2 separate regions of the Homo sapiens genome follow, and region 2 is linked to region 1. Evidence: chromatin loops called from intact Hi-C (ENCODE). Cell type or tissue: pancreas. All regions are shown on one strand. Each heading gives the region's core, and the rest is flanking DNA. Links, peaks and the distances in the headings are about the cores only.

Region 1 (11,532 bases), core at 1,061-9,060:
AGAACGAGACCCTCTCTAAAAACAAAACAAAACCCAAATTTATTATTTTACAGTTCTGGAGGTCAGAGGTCCAAAATGGGTCTCACTGAGCTAAAATCAAGCTGTTGGCAGGGCTGTGTTCCTTCCTGGAAGCTCTAGGGGAAAATCTATTTTCTTGACTTGCCCAGCTCCTAGAGGCTGCCTGCATTTCTTGGCTTGTGGCCTCCTTCCATCTTCAAAGCCAGCAGTGGCTAGTAGAGTCTTTCTCAGATACTGTCCTGGGTTCCGGCTCATCTGCCTCTTCCCCATTCAAGGACCCTCATGATTATATTGGGCTACTCAGTCCAGGATAATCTCTTTTTGAGTCCGCTGATGAGCAACCTTAATTTCATCTGTAACCTTCATTCCCCTTTGCCATGTAACAAAACATTCACGGGTTCCAGGGATTAGGGTGAGGGGCATCATTCTGCCAACCACACATGACCCAGCAGACAGAATTAGGATGAGACTGGAATGTAGTCCAGCAGGGCAGAGACCAAGCCTAGTCCTCTGTTCACCTCTCCATGCCAAGCATAGTTTACAGGCGCTCAGGAAATGCTTCTTGAAGAAGTGAATAGGTAGGAGTGCACGTCTCCTTGTACCAACTTGTCTGAAATGTGTGTTTGAAACTAGAGCCATAGAATGATGGCCAACGAGGTGGCTGGAGGCTCTCCTGAGAGTAGGGCTCTCAAAAAGCAGGTGTGCTTTTGTTTTTGTTTTTTGAGACAGAGTCCCTGCCCAGGCTGGAGTACCATGGCGCCATCATAGCTCACTGCAACCTCAAACTCCCAGGCTCAAGCAGTCCTCCTGCCACAGCCTCCTGAGTAGCTGGGACCACAGGTGTGCATCTCCACACCAGGCTAATTCTTAAATTTTTTGTAGAGACAGGTTTTCACTGTGTTGCCCAAGCTAGTCTCCAACTCCTGGGTGCAAGCAGTCCTCCCACCTGGGCCTCCCAAAGTTCTGGGATGACAGGTGTGCTTTTTTGCATAAAGAAAAAAGCCTTGGCTAGGCACAGTGGCTCACAGACCTGTCATTCCCAGCACTTTAGGATGCCAAAGTGGGAAGATTGCCTGAGGCTAGGTGTTCGAGACCAACCTGAGCAACATAAGGAGACTCCATCTCTAGAAAAATTTTTTAAATTAACTGGGCATGTTGGTGTGCACCTCTAGTCCCTACTAAGACTAGAGGCTAAGGCAAGAGGATCACTTGAGCCCAAGAATTTGAGGTTGCAGTAAATTCTGATTGTACTCCAATCAGATTGTACTACTGTACTCCAGCCTGGGCAACTGAGCTAGACTGTCTAAAAAAAAAAAAAAAAAAAAAAAAGAAACAAAGAAAAAAGGCAGCGTATTATGTACTCCTTTAGTCACACTCCACTCACCCCTCACAAAGTTTTTCTTTGTGTTCACTGCTATACCACTCTTAATTTGGTTTGTATCCTTCAGAGAGAGCTCTCTGTGTGTTTGCGTGTGTGTGTAGTTGCTTTTGTTTATTTGCCTAAATTTGAGCCCCCCGTTTTCTGATCTCGAGGCAGGCCTCACCCCTTCACGTAGATCACAGTTTTAACTGTCTCAAGTTTCAGCTTGAGTCACATTCCAGTCCTGGCTCCCTGAGACCGAGTGTGCTGCTTGGACTTGAGCGTGTCCCGAGTCTCCTGGTCCTCTCCGGTGGATCCCTGCTCTAAATGGCTGACCTCTTCCACTGTCTAATGGGTCTTCTGATTTCATTCTCGAAAGGGAGCCCTCATTTCAAGTCCTGGGGTACCCTGTGCGCAAACTCCATCTATCTGGAGTGGTGAGTAGATGAGAAGAGAATCCCTGAGATTCTAGGTTTCTTTGGGGTGAGTGGGCAAAGTCTGAGAGGAAGGGGCTTCAGCAGGCTGCTTGAGTGATCTGAGGGGGCGGAGGCAATTGTAGGGTGTTGTCAGCAGTGGCAGCCTTCGTGGAGGTTGGAGATGCCTGGGAAACCATAGAGGATACCTCACTGGTACACAAGTGTTCCTGGAGCCTGTGCCCGAGGGAGGCACCCTGGGAGATGGCATGAGTGAGACAGCCTTTGTCCCCCAAAATTCTGTGTCCAGGTATATAGGCTGGAGGCAGTAAATCTTTAAAAACCAGGGGCCCCCGTGGCGGTTCTTTGCGGAGCAGAGGCTCTGGACCTGTGGTTTCAGACGATCTCACGAACCCAAAGCTTGGACAGATTTCTCAGAAACCTGTGAGGCTTCGACCAAAATGTCTCTACTTTCTGTGTTGTTATGTACGTATTGAAGTTCTCTGAAGACTTTATTTAAATAAAGATCCTGCCACTTTAAAAAAAATTAGAGGTGTAAAAATCGTGGATTTAACAGTTGGAAAAGGCCACCTGTGGTCAGGTTAGCTGAGCTGATGAATGTGAATGTGAGGTAGTCCAGGAAGACTCTAGAACCTTCTGAGGACCTTGCCAGAGGAGGATGGGGAGAGTGTGCAGGCCAGGAGAGGAGGTGGGCCACAATGACCCACTGACAAGTAATGGAAAGAGGAGCCTCTCTGTCTTGCTGGTGTTTTTCTTTTTTTTATTTTGGAGATGGAGTCTCGCTCTGTCGCCCAGGCTGGAGTGCAGTGGCGTGATCTTGGCTCACTGCAAGCTCCGCCTCCTCCCAGGTTCACACCATTCTTCTGCCTCAGCCTCCCAAGGAGCTGGGACTACAGGCGCCCACCACCACACCTGGCTAATTTTTTGTATTTTTAGTAGAGACGGGGTTTCACTGTGTTAGCCAGGATGGTCTCGATCTCCTGACCTCGTGATCTGCCCGCCTCAACCTCCCAAAATGCTGGGATTACAGGCGTGAGCCACTGCACCTGGCCTGTTTTTCTTTTTCTTTTTTTTTTTTGGAGATGGAGTTTTGCTCTTGTCGCCCAGGCTGGAGTGCAGTGGTGCAATCTTGGCTCACTGCAACCTCCGCCTCCCAAGTTCAAGCGATTCTCCTTCCTCAGCCTCCTGAGTAGCTGGGATTACAGGCGTGCGCCACCACGCCTGGCTAATTTTTTTGTATTATTAGTAGAGATGGCGTCTCACCCTATTGGCCAGGCTAGTCTCAAACTCCTGACCTCGGGTGATCCGCCCACCTCGGCCTCCCAAAGTGCTGGGATTACAGGCATGAGCCACTGCACCTGGCCGGTCCTTCTCTTTATGATCTCGTGGTTACGGTGGGCTGATCACTCACTCCTTCCTGGAGACAACTTTCTTCCCTTGGCTTTTCAGGCAGCTGCTCGCCTGGTGTTCCTCTTCCCTCACTAACTGTTCCTTCTCAGTTTCTCTTGCCGCTCACTCTCAGCTCCCAGAGTTGGAACACGTCGTATCATTGTCTGCCTTTCCCTTTCTAGAATGTAAGGGCCTGCAGGTTAGGGTGTTTGCGTCCTGCACTATAATATCTGCGGTAACCAGAACAGTGCCTGGCACAGCGTAGGCCCGGCTTATGTGTTTGGTGAATGAGTACGTGCTTAAGTATCCGCAGCCGTGGGTCAGTGTCGGTACTCGCTCCCTGGGAGATCTCATCCAGGTTCACAGCTTTCAATGACATGTGTGTGCTCATAATGCCCACCTTGGCTGCTCCTTCCTGGTTCCATCCTCTTTTCCAGTTGCCCAGGTGGCGTCTCTACATGGGTGTCTAAAAGATCTCAAACATTGTGCCACCGCACTCCAGCCTGGCGACAGAGCGAGACTCCATCTCAAAAAAAAAAAAAAATCTCAAACTCGCCACATTGAAACTGAACCCCCAGTCTCACCAATGCACCCTACCCCTAGACTCCACAATCTTCCCTTTCCCAGTGAACAGGCAGCCCCAGGCTTCAGTTTGCTGTGACCACACCCACACAGTCATCCTCTTCTTTCTCCAGCCCAGCATCTGTCCAGCAGCCGATCCTCCAAAACAAGTTCAGAGCTCACACTGCTGTCACCACATCCACTGCTGCTACCCTAGTCAGGGCCGGCTCTCGCCTGGTTCCTGTAACAAACCTAAGCCAGGTCTCCTGGCTGCTGAGCTTTGCCCGCTATGCTCTGCTCTCCTGTAGCAGCCAGAGTGTCCCTGCTGAGAACACAAGTCAGATCCAGTCACTCCTCTACTCATGGCCTTTCTGTGCTGCTCCTGTTGCACTCCAGATAAAAGCCAGAGCCTTCATGGTGACTAGTGAGCTCCCCACAGGCTCCTGACCTCTCCCCCCACATCCCGCTCCCCGCACAGGCACTGGCCTTGCTGTTCCTGGGGAAGCCAGCGTGCTCCACCAGGGCATCCACATTTGCTCCTCCCTCTGCTCAAAATGCTGTTCCCTCCCTGTCTGCCTCACTGGCTCCTCACTCCCTCTGTGTCTGTGGTCCCCTGTCAGCTTTCTGCTATCCTATTATCCTATCTCCTTTCCCTGGTGTACTTTGCTACTTTGCATCTGTCCATATATAACATACTGCATTTTTTATTTGTTTATCCTATTTATTAGCTCTGATAAATAGAATGTGAAGTCCCAGAAGGCCACTTAGGGAGCTCCATTCACCGCTGTACCCCTAGCAATCCAAACGGCATTGGGCATATAGTACTCAATAAATTATTGTCAAATTAATGAACAAATGGGGTTCAGTGTTCCTTCAGGGAGCCTATAGTTTATCAGGGAGACAAACTGTGTTCTGGGAACACAGAATAGCATTTGGTAGGTGATAAAAATGGGGTGGCAGCCACTAAGTCATTTTAAATTCCAGCACATCGCACAGCAAAATTGTACCTGTTTTCTGTGCCACATTTTAAATAATCGTGTCTCTAAAAACAGGGTAGAAAAGGAACACACACAAATAAATCCTTCCCAATATAGACAGTGCAGTAGTTGAAATCACCATCTTCTGTTTTTGCCTTTCAATGTAATGTAACTTTTTTTTTTTTTGAGACAGTCTCACTCTATTGCCCAGGCTGGAGTGCAGTGGCGTGATCTTGGCTCACTGCAACCTCCACCTCCCAGGTTCACGCGACTCTCCCGCCTCAGCCTCCTGAGTAGCTGGGATTAGAGGGGTGCACCACTATGCCTGCCTAATTTCTTTGTATTTTAGTAAAGGGGTTCTCCATGTTAGCCAGGCTGGTCTCAAACTCCTGACCTCAAGTGATCTGCTCACCCTGGCCTCCCAAAGTGCTGGGATTACAGGCATGAGCCATCATGCCCAGCCCTAATGTAACGTAACCTTTGCACACGTCCCTGTTGCGTGCTCGTTTTTTATGGCTGCACGCAGCCACGGCAGTCCTCAGTCCTCTTTCCTCTGCCTCGAGGCCCAGCTTTGCCCATTATGAGTGCCTTCTCCATACTGGTAAGGTGGACACCTGGTCTTGGTGATGTAGGTGTTGACACTCAGGAGATAAAGAGCCTGGTGGAAGTTCGCCAGGGGTCTTTTCTGTCCCCCACGTAGTCCCTCATGAGCTCCTTGGTGGGCACAGCTATGCCTTAGACTGCTTCTGGGTGTTCCCACCCCATCACCTCTGCCCCACTCAGGCAGAACCCGTTAGGCTAGGATGCCCAGTAAGTTTGAGATAAAATGGAGTTGGCTGCAGGTAGGAGTTACAGGAAGAGGCACGAGCACCAGGCGTCCCTGTGCCAAAATACACACAGGAGGAAGGCTGCCTGGCTTCAGCTGGCTTGTCCCTAGGGAGGCTGTGCGCCTCATTTTCTAGCTGGCAGCAGTCCTCGATCACCCAGGAGTGGAGCTCCCTGCCATCCTTGGGCTTCCCCTCATGCCAGGCACTGGGCTGTGGACATAATGAAAGCCCTGGAAATGTGGGTACAGTTTGCGGAGCTTCCAGGGGGCATCCTCGTGGTGGGGTGTCTGGGGGGCTCTGACTGCTCTCTGCTCTCATCCCTGCCCAGCTCCCCCTCCGGGGCTCCGCGGGACACTGGATCTCCAGGTTATCCGCGTGCGGATGGAGGAGCCCCCAGCGGTCAGCCTCCTGCAAGACTGGTCCAGGCACCCCCAGGGCACCAAGCGTGTGGGAGCAGGTGACACCTCAGACTGGCCCACAGTTCTGTCAGAATCCAGCACCACTGTGGCAGGGAAGCCGGAAAAAGGGAATGGAGTGTAAATTCTTGCTTTCCTGGGGAGGGAGGGAGGGATGAGGCAGCGTCCCCCAGTGGCTTATAACTCAGAGCTGCCTGGCTCACCCACCTGGTGGAGAGAGTAGAAACAGGTGCCAGGGCAGGAGGGGGCTGGGGCAGCATCCACTGTTATTTCGGGGCACTGGAAAGTGTCTGTTCCTGGCCAGGCCTGAGGTCGGCGAGGGTGGCTGAGGCTGTTGTGCAGTAGGGCACTGGGCCTGTGGAGAACACCTACCCCAGTCCTTCGCTGACCCCCACCTCTGTTTGTCCCCCATGACCTCCTCCCACCCTCCCCCTGCTCCCCACCATTCTCCCTTGGCACAGTGCCTTACACAAGAGTGGTCATAAGGGGGTTTGAACTGAGTCCCACTACCTCGGGGGACACCTCTCCTCCCCACTTGTTCAGGCTTCTAAACCAGGAGGCCTCCATTACCTCTTCCTGTCCCACCCCTGCAGAGGCCTGAAGCTGGGCCTGGGCACCCCATTCACTCCCGTTCTCATTTACATCTGTTTTCCTGTTGTATATATCACCTTTGTTGACAATAAATTATTTTTTTTTATTAAGAGTTCCGTCTGGGCCATCATTGGGGGAGAGGGTTTGCTAGCAGGATACCTGGCCACCTAGAGCAACCCTGAGGGGCAGGAGGGTTGGAAGATGGTCCTGGGGGGAGCCAGGGAGCCACCTCTCCTGAAGGTGGGACAGCACCAGGGCAGGCCTCTGTGGAGCCCAGGAACGAGGGCTGACTTGTGCTATCAGTCACCTGTGGGCGTCTCACCCCCTCCCTTCCTCTCTGCTCTGGAAAGGGGGTCAGAAACAATTTTCTTTAACATTGTACCTTCTGGCTCACCTGGTAGGCCTCTGCCCAAAAGAGGTCACTGTAGAAGCCCAGGGGTGCTCACAACCAGGGAGCTGGGAATTAGCCTGAGCTTGCTTGCTTGCTTGCTTGCTTTTTCTTTTCTTCTTTTTTTTTTTTTTTTTTTTTTTTTGAGACAGAGTTTCATTCTTGCTGCCCAGGCTGGAGTGCAGTGGCGCGATCTCGGCTCACTGCAACCTCCACCTCCTGGGTTCAAGTGATTCTCCTGCCTCAGCCTCCCTAGTAGCTGGGATTACAGGCACCCACCACCATGCCCATGCCCAGCTAATTTTTTGTATTTTTAGTAGAGACAGAGTTTCACTATGATGGTCAGGCTGGCCTCGAACTCCTGACCTCGGGCGACCCACCTGCCTCAGCCTCCCAAAGTGCTGGGATTACAGGCGTGAGCCACCACGCCCGGCTTATCCTGAGCTTTCTAAAGTGAAATGGCGGTAACCAGCTTGCAGGTAGAAAGATGCCTCTCCTCCCTTTCCGTATGATGGTGAGGGGCACAGGGGTCCTAAACTCAGCCCCGCCTTTTCCAGCCCTACAGGCCTGCACCCTCAGCTGTCCACCTTCATCCCCCCCAACCCTTGGCTTAATTAAACCCAAACACTTGCTGGTTTCCCCTATTCCCTGGATCATGAGGAGGCCACTTTTGGTCTCTTCACCGGATTCCTTACCTTCCTAAACTAAACCAACAGGGGCCAGATCTGTGCGTGGTTTTCCCTTTGGTGAGATGGAGCACACAGGCAGCCCCTTCTCAAACCCCAGCTGTACTGTCCTGTTTAGAGCCCATGGCAGGTGTGGTAAGCAGGACTGTATACCTCTGCACATGCTGACAAATGTGCACATAGGAGAAGTGGGGGCACAGGTGGGACTTGGAGGGCAGCTATTCCTGTAGGACGCTGACATTGGCACATTTTTTTTTTTTTTTTTGAGTTGGAGTCTTGCTCTGTCACCCAGGCTGCGATCTTGGCTCACTGCAACCTCTGCTTCCCAGGTTCAAGCGATTCTCCTGCCTCAGCCTCCCGAGTAGCTGGGATTACAGGCGTGCACCACCATGCCTGGCTAATTTTTGTATTTTTTGGTAGAGATGGGGTTTTCGTCATGTTGGCCAGGCTGGTCTCAAACTCCTGACCTCAGGTGATCCACCCACCTCGACCTCGCAAAGTGCTGGGATTACAGGCGTGAGCCACTGTGCCCGGCCAACACTGCCAGATTTTGAGACTAACCAGGAAGTTCATCTCGGGCAGGCAGGGTCTGGGCCTGGGCAGCGTGTGCTGTGTGCTCACCTGATGGGGTGTCACCATGTGCCAAGCCAGGTATGAGGGATCTCACGACTTGGTGGGCTCCTGGGACATGATCCCTTCTCCCCATCTGATAAGCTCAGGAGGAGCCTAGAAATATACAGGGTCTTTGTCTAGGGGACATTAAAAGACAGGTGTGGTGGACAGAAGGCAGTGGCCAAGGCTTCAGGATGCCTTGTATCTAGTGTGGCTCCCCCACTGCATGATGGCAGGCAGGCAGGCCGGCCACGGAACTCCCATGTCTCAAACACCATTATCCACAGATTGGCAAAACTTGTATCCTACCTGATAGGAGGGAATAAATAATGCTAAAAATCTGGTTCTGCAAGCACAAATACTGCAAATGGTTTTCTCTCATCCTTTCAATCCTGTGACTTGTGTTTACATTTATGCCAATGTGCTTTTAAAACAACATGGCTGTGTTGCTGGGTGTTTACACTTGAGAAAACGTATGTAAAAGTTTGTTGTAAAATTGTGAAGCCAAATGCCCCTTTGCTGTTCTATGATTAATGGCTTGGCCTTCTAGACTGTGAGCTCCTGGGCAGGGACCAGGTTGTATTGACTTTGTTTTCCAAGTGTCCTGCCTGGGGCCTGGCACATAGTAGGTGCTCAATAAATGTTTCTCGAGTGCCCTCTGAGTGTGTATTCCTGTGTGACATTTTTCTAGTGCATGTTGGTCCCTGGAGTGTGGTTCTCAGCACAGGGTGGTTGCTACAGTGACTGTGCAGGGTGGGAACTTCATCCCCACATTGTGGCCAATAGGGGTCTCCCCAGCCTCAGCCAGGGCCCTGGGGACTATGTGAGTGTGTGTGGCCAGCAGCTGTGTGTGGCACCTCTGGGCTTCCAGGAAAGAGTTGGAGAAAGTGGGGCTGAGGATATGACTCCAGCCCAGGCTGGAAGGACCTTACTGACGGATTGCCCAGGGCTTTCCTACTCCACACCGGCTTGGAGTCCGTGACGCTGGTCCTGCATCCTGGTGCAACACCAGGGAAGCTCTGCACGAATGTCGGTGACTCTCAGGGCTGGTGGTGGCACCTTCATCCATGTGGTGCTGTGGCCCAACCATGTGTTTGGTTGAAGAAGTTGGGGAAGAGGGTGCCGCTGCCCCTGACTGCTGAGCCACACACCCATTTCCTGACTTCCCAGACCTCCTTGGCTCTCTGAAGCCAGCCACCTCCTGCCCTCCCAGCTGCCTTCCATGGGATCCAGGTGTGGGAGATCTTTTTGGATACCTAACAAGGAAAAACTTTCTACATTCCCAGTACTTCTGACACCAATGTTAGTGGGGAGGGGGGCGCCCACATCAATTCTCCGACTCTCCAGACACCAGCCAGCTGTTCTAAAATTCAGTTCTGACACTCACTACCCAGAGTTAGCACGGTCCCTGCAGGTGAAGGGCTCAGTCCCAGCAGACTGCCCCTGCTTCAGATACCAGTTCTAGGTCCCAGCTTGTCACCTGTACTTCTGACCAGCCCAAATTTGGAAGTTCCCACAACCCCCTCCTCAGTTTTGATAATTTGCTGTAATGGCTCACAAAAATCACAGAAACAGGCCGGGCGCGGTGACTTACGCCTGTAATCCCAGCACTGTGGGAGGCCGAGGCGGGTGGATCAACTGAGATCAGGAGTTCGAGACCAGCCTGGCCAACATGGCAAAACCCCGTCTCTACTGAAAATACAACAATTAGCTGGGCGTGGTTGCGGGTACCTGTAATCCCAGCTACTCTAGAAGCTGAGGCAGGAGAATCACTTCAAGTCAGGAGGTGGAAGTTGCAGTGAGCAGAGATCACGCCATTGCCCTCCAACCTGGGTGACAGAATGAGACCCTGTCAAAAAAAAAAAAAAATTAGGGAAACATTTACTTACATTTACTTGTTTATAAAGGATGTTACATAGGATATAAACAAACAGGTGATGAGGTACTGAGGGCGAGGTTCAGAAGGGTTCCAAGCACAGGAGCTTCTGTCCTAGTGGAGTTGGAGTGAGCCACCCTCCTGGCATGTGGATGGGGTGCTGTCCCTGACCTGGAACCTCCCAAACCCCATTATTTAGGGTTTTTATAGAGGCTTCATTAGGCACGATTGATTAAATCATTGGCCACTGGTGATTGGCTCAATCTCCAGCCCCTCTTCCCTCCCCAAGGTCTTGGGTAGGGATGAAAGTTGCAATCCCCTAATCACGTGGTTGGTTTCTCTGGCCACCAGCCCCATCCTCCAAGAGTCATCTCATTAGCGTGAACTCAGGTGTGGTGAAAAGAGACTCATTATGAATAACAAAAGATGCTCCTCTCTCCCCATCACTCAGGAAATTCCAAGAGTTTTAGTTCTGGACCAGAAACCCGGATGAAGACCAGATATATATGTCTCTTTTTTTTCTTTTTGAGTCGTAATCTTGCTCTGTCGCCCACGCTGGAGTGCAATGGCATGATCTTTGGCTCACTGCAAGCTCCACCTCCTGGGTTCCAGTGATTCTCCTGCTTCAGCTTCCTGAGTAGCTGGGATTACAGGCACCTACCACCACGCCCAGCTAATTTTTGTATTTTTAGTAGAGACGGGGGTGGGGGGGTTTCACCATATTGGCCAGGCTGTTCTCTTGGCCAGACTGGTCTCGAACTCCTGACCTCGTGATAACTCCTGCCTCGGCCTCCCATAGTTCTGGGATTACAGGCGTGAGCCACCTGCGCCCAGGTGTCTTTTTTTTTTTTTTTTTTTTTTTTTTTTTTTTGAGACAGGGTCTCGCTCTTGAGGCCCAGGCTGGATTGCAGTGGCACAATCTCGGCTCACTGCAACCTCCACCTCCAGGGTTCAAGCAATTCTCCCGCCTCAGCCTCCCAAGTAGCTGGGATTACAGGTGCTTGCCACCACCATGCCCAGCTAATTTTTTGTATTTTTAGTAGAGATGGGGTTTCACTGTGTTGCCAAGGCTGGTCTTGAATTCCTGACCTCAGGTGATCCACCCGCCTCGGCCTCCCAAAGTGCTGGGATTACAAGTGTGAGCCACCAAGCCTGGCCGATATATATGTCTTTTTATATCACAATGCTGGTAATCCTCTCTTTCTTGGGGACAAAGCCAGTCTGAGACAAGGGAACAGTCACCCCTGCCCTCCTTGAAGAGAAACTGGAGCATGTGGGAGTGTGAATGGGAATGGGGGACACTGGCTGGGCCCCTGCCGCACCCCAGTGGTGGCACTGGTCTGGTCCAGGCCTTGAGGCTTTCTAGCAGATGCTCCTGCAATCTGAGCTTCCTGTTT
Region 2 (11,532 bases), core at 1,072-9,071, 56 kb before region 1:
CACCAGCTCCTGGCCTTCAGCCCTCAGCCCTAAGTCCCTGCCTCCCAGTTTTGGCCACAGACCCCACTTCAGAGCCCCAGTATGAGGGGGTCTCAGCCTGGGATGGGCCTCGCACCTGGTGGGGACTGGGTGAGCTCAGACAGCGCCTCGGGCTGGCCCCCCCAGGCCTGCAGCAGGGCACTGCGCTGGGGGCCGCTGAGCCCCAGGGAGCCAGGGTGCACCTCCAGCACGTGGGCACGGATGTCGTCCAGGTGCAGGCTGGGCAGTGCCCGGCCACAGGCCATGCACACCAGCCGGTTCCCCCGCGGGTCATAGTCCATGAGACACTCGGCCCGGAACCAGTTCTGCAGGGACTCCTTCAGCCTCCTCTCCAGGCGCCGGGCCCCCAGCCCCCTGCTGCCCCCGGCCCTCCGGGAGGCTGAGAGGCGCAGACGCCGAGCCCGGGGTGCCACTGGGCCCCCTCGCCGCTGGCGCCGGCAGCCCCCACCAGCTGGGGCTTTGCCTGAAAGGGTTGGAGGGAAGGAACTGAGACGCTGGCCCCACGGGAGCATACCCACTACAGCCAGGTCTCCCACAAGCCTCTCACTCACTTGGGCCCCAGGCCTAACCTTTGCCCTTCTCTTCCTCTCTCCTGAAATCCTAACTCCCTAAACCCTCCTCTGCTAGCATTTCAAGCACCACCCACACCTCCCCCAGACTGGAATCTAGCCCTGTCCCTGGCCTTCACCGTCAGCCACACCTCTCCAGCACCCTCCCCTTCCCTCACCCACCCCAGCCAGGCCTCCCTGCTCCAAGCCTTTCCACTGCCTGTCACCCAACTTCTCTCCTTGATACTTCAAAAACCACAGAATGTACAAGCTGTCATGGACATCGGAGACCCTCTCACCCCACTGTCCTTCCCCCACCTTTGTATAATAAGGGCAATAAACAGACCCCACCCAGAGGAGGAGCAGTGCCTTGCTCAAGAACACCAGCTCCTTGGCAGAGCAGCTGGCCCACTGTGCCCCACTGGCCACCCAGGCCCCTGCCTGTACAGAATCTGCATTTGCATTACCTGGGCCCTTGGGCGGGCAAGCTGGGACACCGGCCCCCTCCTCCTCCTCCTCTTCTTCCTCCTCCTCCTCCTCCTCAGCCCCCTGGACCCCCAGGCCCTCGGCCTCTCCGCAGGCCCCCAGCCCCAGGTGTGCATCCCAGCTGTTGCTGATGACTTCCTTCTCCCGGGGACTCCAATGCAAGGAGTAGGGGTGCTTTTGGCGGATGTGGCGCTTGATGGTGCTGAGCTTGAGGGTGGCCAGGGAGCTGCCGCACACCATGCACACCATGCCGTGCCGGGCAGGGTTGAAGTCCATCAGGTACTCCAGCCGCCAGTGGTCGTGGTAGTAGCGCCGGTGGTCACGGCCAGGGATGCGGCTCTTTCCAGGCCTCGAGGCCCGGGCCTCACAGTGGTCTGAATATTTCCTGCCTGAAGATGCTGGTCCCCTGGCCCTGGAGGAGGGCAGGGGGGCACTCCCCCAGGACCCCAAGGCACCCCCTTCCAGCTGAAGATCTTGCCCTGAAGAAGGGGAAAGGGAGACAGTTTTTCAATCTCTGATTTCCAGGGAAAGAGGCGAGGGCTTTGATGGTGAGCCCTGAGAAAGGGAGCTGGGGGAGGGGGTGTTCCGGGGCAGGAAAGGGACGGCAACAGCAATAAAAGGGATGGTAGAAGTGGGAGCCAAAACATTAGCCCTTTACAAAGGGCAAGGACCCTTTAAGAGGAGATCAAGAACAAAAGGACGCAGGGCACTGTGGAAATAGCTCTGACTTTTTAAAAAATAAGGTGAGGGCCAAGGAGCCAACCAGCTCTGTAAGGTGCCCTTTCTGGACAAGAGCCGTAGGGAGAAAGCCAGGAGAGCAGCAGGCCAGGGCGGTTCCAGCTGGAGCAGAGCAGGCAGTGGGGCCAGACAAACAAAGGGGGCATCTGTCTACAGCCAGGGCTGCACACGGGACCCACCCACCTGGGGCCCCCGCCAGGAGGGCCCCACCCACAGGTCTTCTCCCTTTTTCCAGTAATGCTTCAAATATAGCTTCCTGAGACTCCCATTTTGGGGATGGGCTAGGCATTGTCAGTTCCCCAAATCTAGGCCCCCACATGGGAGGGATCCCCAAGACAAAGCTGCCAACATCTCCAGGGAAAGGAGTTTCTGAGACTGAAACTTCTCCAGATTCTGGAGGAGCCAATGACCCTGTAAAGGGATGGCAGGAGGGCCACCAGAGTGACAACTAATGACACTGCGGCAGGGAGTGGCCACCATCCACTGAAGCCCATTAAGTCTTTCTGGGGCTTTATTTGCTGCTCTGGCAGGGAGCCGGCCACTGCCCAGCAGTCAGAAGGGCGGGCACTGGAGAGGCCCCACTAACCCAATGGTGTTCCCTGTGCCAGACACCCACCCAGAGCAGTCCCCTACCCTCCCTACAGTTCCCACCCCTCTTGATTTAGAAAAATGGTCTCCTGGGCACACAGGCAGGTTCTGGTCATTCTCCCAGTGGAGAATCACAGGGTTGGGAAAACAAAAGACAGGATCAGAAAGGGCTCCTGTCACCCTTGTGGAAGTTTTTTTGTTTTAGTTTTTATTTAAGTAGATCCATAGAATCCACTGGCTTCGGAGTCATAGGCCTGGGTTCAAGTCCTGGCTTCACTGGTAACTTGCTCTGTGACCTTTGATAGGTCATGTCCGCACTCTGGGCCTGAGCTTCTTTGTCTGCAACGACACTGGCTAGCTGGCTGGTCTCTAAGCATCCTTCCAGCGCTGGATCCAGGCTAGTCTAAGGTGGATTGGCCCTTTAAGAGCCGAAAAAGGGGGAGGAGCCGAGGTTCTTTAAAAACAAAAGGGGATGGGGCGTTTCTGGGAGGGGAGAGACCGGGAGGGGAGCCTGGAGATTCGGGCAGAGTCTCCCTGGCCTGGAGGAAACCCTCAAGGGTCTTAAGGCGTGACCCTGCAGCCGGGAAATGAGTCAACAGTCTCCTTTGAGAGCGAACGAGGAGGACTGGTTGGTTCCGCTAGAGCTGACAAATTAGGGCAAAAAAAAATTCTGAAAAGAAGGGAAGGGAGAATGCACCGGCCGGAGGGGTGCCTGCCTTTGTGGGCGAACCCATCGCTTTAAAAACTGCCCGCGGTGGGAAAAGATGGTGTGGGCCCCCGGGGCGCAAGCGATGCACTTTCCTAGGGAGAATGTGGGAGAAAAGAAAAAGGGTGCATGTCTCTCACAAGGCCACGAGACGAGAGGAGCAGCCCGATTTAAAACAGCAGAGTTCGGAGCTGAGCTCAGCTCCGCTGGGGAAAAGCCCCCGAAGGGGACCCAGGGTCTGGGCGGACTTTTGAGAGAAAGCCCGATTAGGGAGACCACCTGGGAGTCTGAAAGAGAAAGGGGCGGGGGCCAAAGTCCAGCCTCGCTCCGTGGCGCCCTGCCCCGTGGGGCCCCTCGGGCCTGGCCCCCAAGGCGGGGCGCTGCGGGCGGCAGCGGGGCCCTTTAAGGGGGAGGCGAGCCGCCCGAGCCCCGCGAGCCGACCCCGGGAGCTGGGCGGGGGGCTCCCCCGCCAGCCCTGCAGCCGCGCTCCGCGCCCACCAGGTGGCGCCCCCGGCCGCCCTGCCCGCGTCCCCCGCTTTGTTCGGCGGCGGAGAGGGGCCCCGAGCCGCAGCCCTCCCTTCCCCCACGCCGGGGCCCCCGCCCGGGCCGCCGGCCCCAGCTCTTACCGCCTTCGTCTTCCTCTGGCTCCGCGCTGCCGCTCGATCCGGCGGGCGGCAGCCGTCGGCCCCGTGCCGAGGCCACTGCTGGCCCGGGGCCGCCCCTGCCGCCGCTGCTCCGGCTCCGGTGGTCCCCGCCGGGCTCCATGCGCTGCGCTGCGGAGCGGGGCCCCGGGGCGGCGGGGCGCGGGGCCGCGGGGCCGGCGGCAGCCCGCGCGGAGCGCTCGCTGCGCGGGGCCCCGGGGCGCGGGGCGCATGCACGGGGCGGCCGGCCGCACGGACGGCAGGCTGCTCGCTCGGCGGCGCGGGCTGGACCGGGGTGGGGATTCCTGTCTGGGGCCCCTGGGGCTCCTTTAAGGGCTCCTGGGTAAATTTAAAGGGGCCGCGCGCTATTTCCTCCTGCCAGCTCGCGGGGGGCTGGGGGGAAAGGCGGGAGGCAACGAGCCCAGCCGAGGCTCAGCAGCCTGCGCCCGCTCCGGACGCTAGGGGCACGGACCTCGCCGCCCCCGCGGGCCCGCACCGCCGCCTGCGGGGCTCCGGTCCCGGCTCCCAAAGGGTCACTGAGGTGGCGAGGGGCGCCCGCGTCCGCTGCGACGCGCTTCCACCCGGGCTCGGCTCGCGGCCACCGCCCCCTCGGGGCATCTCAGCGCCGGGAGCGCCCGCTGAGGAGGCCGGGGTCCCTGCCCGGGGCTGCCTCCCGCCGCGCAAGCGGGTCGCGAGCTCCGTGCGGGCCCCGGAGCGGCCGCTACTGGCAGGGGCCCCAGATGGCTGCGGCCCCGCCGAGAGGGTGGAGCCGTGGGGGCGGCCGCGCCCCCTCCCGCGGGAGCCGCCCGGGAGCGCTGAGAGCTCGGGCTTCTCATGGGAGGGGCGGACAAGCGAGGCTCCCCCGAGCCAGCCAGGGGTGGGGGCGGCGGCCGCAGTGACTCGGGCTGGGGAGAGGGGCGCACAGCAGACCCGCAGAGAGCCGGCTGCGCCGGGGCCCGACCCTGCGGGCTGGAGGTGGCCCCAGGATGGAAGCCGGGAGGAGAGGGCGTGCGCGGCGGTGACTCAGGATCCTGCCCCCGCAGGCCTGGGGGTGCCTGACGAGGCCCTTGACGCAGCCCCAGACCCCCGGCCCGGCCCTAGGAAGCGAAAAATGCTGGCCCCGGGCGGGGTGTCGGGCACCTGGGGAGGCGCGTTACCACGGCTCGGAAGCGCTGGGCGGACCCTGGCTGCGGGTCCCGGGGCGCCCCCGGTCCCCCAGCTCCGGAGAAGCGGAGCGCAGGGACCCGGAGAGGCAGCCGGGGCGCAGCAGCCTGGGGTCCTCCTGCGAGGACCGGCGGGAGGAGCAGGTGCTCGCTTTGCCTGAGGTTGGGCGCCCACAACAAAGGCGATTCCTGGAGATCCAAATTACAGGGTGCGGGAGGCCTGCAGGGTCTTCTTATCTGGAGGCGGGTTTTGTTCCCTGCACTGGCGAGTTACCCAGCTGTCGCCGATGGCAGTTCGTCCGCTTGTCACCACCTACTGTGTGCCCGCATGCTTTCAGACGCTGGACACACAGCACTGAAAAACATGGGCAAGACCGATACTGCCTGTGACTTTCCTTCTCAGAGGCACCCACAGCCTCTGAAAAGGAAACCGCTCCAGCCTTTCGGGAGCCATGGGAATTAAATTACTTGGAACACAGGAAACCTGTCCCCGAAGTGCTTATGAGGAGGGGACAAGAACTAAGATTTCTTAAGTGCCTCTGGGCTCTGTCGCCGCGGAGATGTCCCGTCTCTTCCTCAGCCCCCATGTTGACGTGCTTGAGACTCCACCTTGGGTAAACTGAGTCTCCTTTCACAGCTCTGCTCTCTTCGCGGCAGGCCCTGCGCTCAGGGGGGCGGGGGGGGGTTGCACTTCCTCTCACCCACTGGGGTCAGAGGCCCTGATGCTGATGGGTGCCACGCAGGCCCTGAGATGGGAGATTCCTTAATTCATTATGTCCCTCATCTGTGCCAGGCCCGGGAACACAAAGGGAAAGTGAGACAGAGACCTGGGCTTCACGCACTTCTAAGTAGTATGGTTTAAAAAAAAAAAAAAAAGAAAAAGAAAGAAAGAAAAGAAAGGAAAAGAAGCTAAAAGAGCCTAATGTCCTAAAATGAAAGAAGCCTGTTCTTCTGGGGCCAAGGGCCCTTGTGCTTTATTCTAGTTTAGTTGCTCACTCCACAGAGAACCAATGCTGAGGGCCAGCCCCTGTGAGACTCTGGTGTCTGTCCTGCCAGTGCTCTGTGTGTATAAAAAGGGTAATTTTATTACCAGAAGAAAGGTATCAAAGCCACCTGGAGCCACCTTCAACAACCTCTGCCCTCCCCTTCCCACCCACATTCTGCACGACCTCAGGAACGGCTGCACGCTTGACAGTTCTAAAAGTTTCCCACTCACTACTTGATCCCCGCAGCAGCCCCGTGAAGCTGGAACTTTGTTGTCGGGATGAAGAAATGGAGACTCAGAGAGTCAAGAGCCTTGCGCAAGGCCATTCATTTATTTCTGCACTTCTTTTCTTGTTCAGAAAGCAGTCATAAGTGATGAGAACAGGGCTGGGGGTGCAGAGACTTAAGAATAACATAATGCAGTGGGGGGGTACCCCCCAACCCCACTGGGGGAAGGGGAAACCAATGGCAGTGAGTCAGGGCCACATTCTCACTTTCTCAGGCCTTAGGTGCTTTTGTCTTCATGAGGTATCTTCCTCTATTTAAAAAAAAAATAAAAATTTAAATAATTCAGTAGATTTTCATGGGCCCTACGCATTTATTTTTTTGATGTGAGAAAAAAAATTGTCTTTGACCCTTACATTTTTTTCATCTAATTTTAAAATAAAACATTTTCATGAGCCCCTAAAAGTACCTTGCACTCTAGGCACCAGTGCCTCGGTGCCCTGGGTCCCTGGCACTGATTGCAGTAGAGGGTGATAAGCACCAAGGAAAAGGGAAGCCCCAGGAAGGGTCACCCAACTGGGGAAGACTTCCTAAAGAGGGCATTGTTTAAACCAAAACTAGAAAGACCAGGGTATTGCCAGAAGGAGAAAGGGAACAAGGGTTTCCTGGCAGAGGCTGGGAAAATTCTGGATGAAGGAGGGTTTCAGGTGGGAGAGGGAGAAGAGGAAATAGAAATTGGCAGGGACTAGAGCCTTAGGTGCCACATGGAGAGTCTCAGTTTGTCCTGAAGGCACTGGGAATGCTGGGAATTGTGGACAATTATGGAGGCAGCTGGGAGAACGCTGGGGAGAGGGACAGCAACAAAGACCCATGTCAAGGCAGCAGCCCCAGGGCCAATGGAGAGGAGGCAAAAGATTTGAGCAGGGCCACAGCACATCATGGTGTAAACTTCACTGCATTGAGGAGGAAGAGAAGGAAGAGGTGGTGGCAACTGGAGGATGAATACCAGCTGAGTGAGGAGGAGGAGGAGAAGGAGGAGGAGGAGGAGGAGAAGGAGGAGGAGGAGGAGGTGGCAACTGGAGGATGAATACCAGCTGAGTGAGGAGGAGGAGAAGGAGGAGGAGGAGGAGGAGGCAACTGGAGGATGAATACCAGCTGAGTGAAGAGAAGGAGGAGGAGGAGGCAACTGGAGGATGAATACCAGCTGAGTGAAGAGAAGGAGGAGGAGGAGGCAACTGGAGGATGAATACCAGCTGAGTGAAGAGAAGGAGGAGGAGGAGGAGGGGAAGAAGGAGAAGGAGGAGGGCAAGAAGGAGGAGGAGGAAGGGGAGGCGACCGGAGGATGAATACCAGCAAAGCCAGGAAAAAGGATACCTCTTCTCACCAAGGGGCTATTTCTTACCTAAGTGATATACCTAAAAGTTGCTTATGCCTGGGGCAGGGGTCAGGAGTGTTGAGGGCTAGTAGTGGTTCTAGCTTGAGCATATCAAGAAGATAGAATTACAGGACATGGTGTCTGCTTGAATGTGATGATCCGGGAAAGGCCCTGCTAACTCCCAAGTATCTGGATTGAGAGGATGGGGCTATAAAAAGAAAAGTAGATTTGGAAGTAGAAAATGAGGTTACAGGCTGGGCGCAGTGGTTCACACCTATTACAGCACTTTGGGAGGCTGAGGTGGGTGGATCACCTGAGGTTGGGAGTTCGAGACCAGCCTGACCAACATAGTGAAACCCCATCACTACTAAAAATACAAAAATTAGCTGGGCGTGGTGGCGCGGGCCTGTAATCCCAGCTACTCGGGAGGCTGAGGCAGGAGAATCACTCGAACCTGGGAGGTGGAGGTTGCAGTGAGCTGCGATTGTGCCATTAGCCTGGGCAACAAGAGTGAAACTCCGTCTCAAAAAAAAAGAAAAGAAAATGAGGTCACAACCTGAGAACTTTGGAGCCCATTTCAAACCCAGAACTCCTGATTTTTACACCTTACCTCTTCCATTCTCTAACTCAGATTCACTTAGTCCCCTGTGTGGTGTCTCCAGCCAGCCCTAGAACTTCTAAGGTTGTTGGTCCCAGCCTTCAAGGGCCAGCGTCCCCCAGTGGGGCAGCCTTCTCCTAGTGCTTCAGTGGCTCCTTGGGCAGGTCCCGTTAAAAGGAGGGCCACTGACAACAAAAACAGAGGAACTGTGAATTGTGTTCCCAAAGGAAGGTTTTTAAGGAGGTAAAACATTAACCTCCCTAGACCCAACTTTGTGACAAATTCTGGATTCTACTTTTCAGGATATCTCAGAACTAAAAAAAAACAAATCCTGGTTCTAAAAGTAGCCTTCAACATTCTCCAGAGAGCAGACCCAAACTCCTTCAAAAAACTAAGATCGGTCATATAGGCTGTAATGTTAAAGGAACTTTCTATGTAGATTGTAAATTAAATCATCCCTTGTAAAATCCCAAAGGAATTTCAAACTTAAGGATTATATCCAGGTCTAAGCCAAAACCTTGAGCTTTGAATGTGTGTGTTGAGGGGAGAGAGTGTGGAATTTTATTTAATTTAATTAATTTATTTATTTTTTTGAGATGGAGTTTTGGTCTTGTCGCTCAGGCTGGAGTTCAATGGCTCACTGCAACCTCTGCCTCCCGGGTTCAAGCGATTCTCCCGCCTCAGCCTCCCGAGTAGCTGGGATTACAGGCGCCCGCTACCACACCCAGCTAATTTTTGTATTTTTAGTAGAGACGGGGTTTCACCATGTTGGCCAGGCTGGTCTCGAACTCCTGACTTCAGGTGATCTGCCCTCCTTGGCCCCCCAAAGTGCTGGGATTACAGGCGTGAGCAACCGCGCCTGGCCTAATTTTTGTATTTTTAATAGAGACGGGGTTTCACCATCTTGGCCAGGCTGATATTGAATTCCTGACCTCGTGATCCACCTGTCTTGGCCTCCCAAAGTGCTGGAATTACAGGCGTGAGCCACTGCCCCTGACCTAATGTTTGTATTTTTGCAGACATGAGGTGTCACCATGTTGCCCATGCTGGTCTCAAATTCCTGAGCTCAGGCGATCCTCCCACCTCGACCTCCCAAAGTTCTGGGATTACAAGCATGAGCCACTACGCCCGGCTTCTTTCTTTTTAAAATTGTAAGAACACTTAACATGAAATCTATCCTCTAAACAAGCTTTTAAATGTACAGTGCACTATTGTTGACCATAGGCACTAGGTTCTACAGCAGATCTCTACAGCCTATTCATCTTATTTAACTAAAACTTTATGCTCATTGGCCAGGCGCAGTAGATCACGCCCATAATCCCAGCACTTTGGGAGGCTAAAAAGGGCGGATCAACTGAGATCAGGAGTTTGAGACGAGGCTGACCAACATGGTGAAACCCCCATCTCTACTAAAAATACAAAAATTAGCCAGGCATGGTGGCACACGCCTGTAGTCCCAGCTACCCAGGAAGCTGAGGCAGGAGAATTGCTTGAACCCGGGAGGCAGAGGTTACAGTGAGCCAAGATTGTGCCACTGCACTCCAGCCTAGGTAACAGAATGAGACTCCGTCTCAAAAAAAAAAAAAAAACTAGGCCGGGCGCAGTGGCTCACGCCTGTAATCCCAGCATTTTGGGAGGCCGAGGTGGGCGGATCACAAGGTCAGGAGATCGAGACCATCCTGGCTAACATGATGAAACCCCATCTCTACTAAAAATACAAAAAATTAGCTGGGCGTGGTGGCGGGCGCCTGTAGTCCCAGCTACTCGGGAGGCTGAGGCAGGAGAATGGCGTGAACCTGGGAGGCAGAGCTTGCAGTGAGCCGAGATCGTGCCACTGCACTCCAGCCTGGGCGACAGAGCCAGACTCCATCTCAAAAACAAAAAAAACTCTATGCTCATTGATTAGTAACCCCTCTTTCCTCCTTTCCCCAGCTCCTATCAACCACCCTTCCACAGTTTGATTCTATGAATTTGAATTTTTAAAAAAATTTTTTTTTAGATTCAGGATCTTGCTGTGTTATCCAGGCTGGAGTGCCATGGCACAATCATAGCTCTCTGTAACCTCGAATTCCTGGTCTCAAGGGATTCTTCCGCCTCAGCCTCCCAAATAACTAGGACTACAGGCACCCACTACCACACCTGACTAATTTTTTAATTTTTTTGTTGAGATGGGTGTCTCCTCACTATCTTGCCCAGGCTGGTTTCGAACCCCCTGCCTCAAGCAATCCTCCTGCCTCAGCCTCCCAAAGTGTTGGGATTACAGTTGTGAGCCACATGCCCAGTCAAATTTGACTATTTTAGAAACTTCATGTCACTGAAATCATGCAGTGTTTGTCTTTCTGTGACTGGCTTAGTTCACTTAGCATAATTTCCTCAAAGTTCATCCATGTTGTCACATGTTGAAGAATTTCCTTCTATTTTAAGGCTGGATAAGATTCCATTGTATGTATACAAAGCATTTTCTTCATTCATCTGTTGGTGGACATTTAGTCTGTCTCCACATCTTGACTATTATGAATAAACATAGAAGTGCTAATATATCTCTGAGATCTTATTTGAAGTCTTCTGGATAAATGCCCAGAAGTGAGATTTACAGTGGCTATACCATTTCTCATTCCTAACCAACAGTGTGCAAGGGTTCCGATTTCCCCACATCCGTATGAACAGTGATTGCCCTGTACAGCGAAGCACTCTGAATGCCTCAGCTATGCAAACCATTTACTGGGGTGACTTGATCAATGAGAAAATACAGGATAGCCGGCTGGGAGTGGTAGCTCATGCCTGTAATCCCAGCACTTTGGGATGCTGAGGCAGGTGGATCACCTGAGGTCAGGAGTTTGAGACCAGCCTGACCAACATGGTGAAACCCCGTCTCTACTAAAAATTAGCTGGGCATGGTGGCTGGCACCTGTAATCCCAGCTACTCAGGAAGCTGAGGCAGGAGAATGGCTTGAACCTGGGAGGCGGAGGTTGCAATGAACCGAGATCACATCATTGCACTCCAACCTGGGCTACGGAGCGAGACTCCATCTCAAAAAAAACAAACAAACAAACAAAAACACAGGATAGTCTTCTTGGCCCTACCTGTTGGTGCCAATGGAAGGATAATTCTTAGGGCCAGGGCACAAGTGTCCTGAGTTCCCCCTGCCAGTGTGGAAAACCACAGATGCACTGGACGGTGCTCCTCAGAGCCAGCCTTGGATGCTGGCTGCTGCTGGCTCCCCAATTCCTGGTTTTAGGGACCTCTAAGATGGCCCCAATGTCCTAACCCGTCCACCCCACTAAAGAGGGACAGTCCCATAATGGTCCAACTCTTTGACAAGACCATGAGCAAGGATGAAGAACAAGGGGTAGTTGACCAACAAGGCCTTCATTCCTGTCCCTCTTTATTAAAAAAAAAAAAAACATAGACACAGAGTCTCCCTATGTTGTCGAGGCTGG

Evidence for each region. Peaks named below come from ENCODE experiments on the same cell type or tissue, not always from the same donor. Only the 100,000 strongest peaks of a DNase experiment are listed, where the experiment ranks them.
Region 2: it touches region 1 in a loop (2.0-fold over the local background); 65 of 110 quality-filtered maps call a loop at or near these places.

Annotation. Positions count from the first base shown.
Region 1 is chr11:63,821,034-63,832,565 of GRCh38, forward strand. SPINDOC (spindlin interactor and repressor of chromatin binding) reads left to right here. Exons shown (of 6, transcript NM_138471.3): 6 at 5,895-6,683. The coding sequence ends at 6,106. Among named protein-coding and RNA genes, the nearest start is that of MARK2, 12 kb to the right of the region's middle. RefSeq lists a silencer at 10,288-10,505 and an enhancer at 11,314-11,532. In pancreas, for the core only: no CTCF peak of the experiment used is centred there; a DNase peak (open chromatin) is centred at 5,944.
Region 2 is chr11:63,764,753-63,776,284 of GRCh38, forward strand. ZFTA (zinc finger translocation associated) reads right to left here and starts at 4,023. Exons shown (of 5, transcript NM_001144936.2): 1 at 3,732-4,023; 2 at 1,055-1,552; 3 at 116-502. The coding sequence starts at 3,870. RefSeq lists silencers at 3,440-3,739, 3,960-4,009, 4,140-4,349, 4,370-4,839. In pancreas, for the core only: a CTCF peak has its summit at 3,630 (motif pointing right); DNase peaks (open chromatin) are centred at 1,079, 1,219, 4,089, 4,809 and 2 weaker places; H3K4me3 peaks cover 2,507 bases; H3K27ac peaks cover 1,631 bases.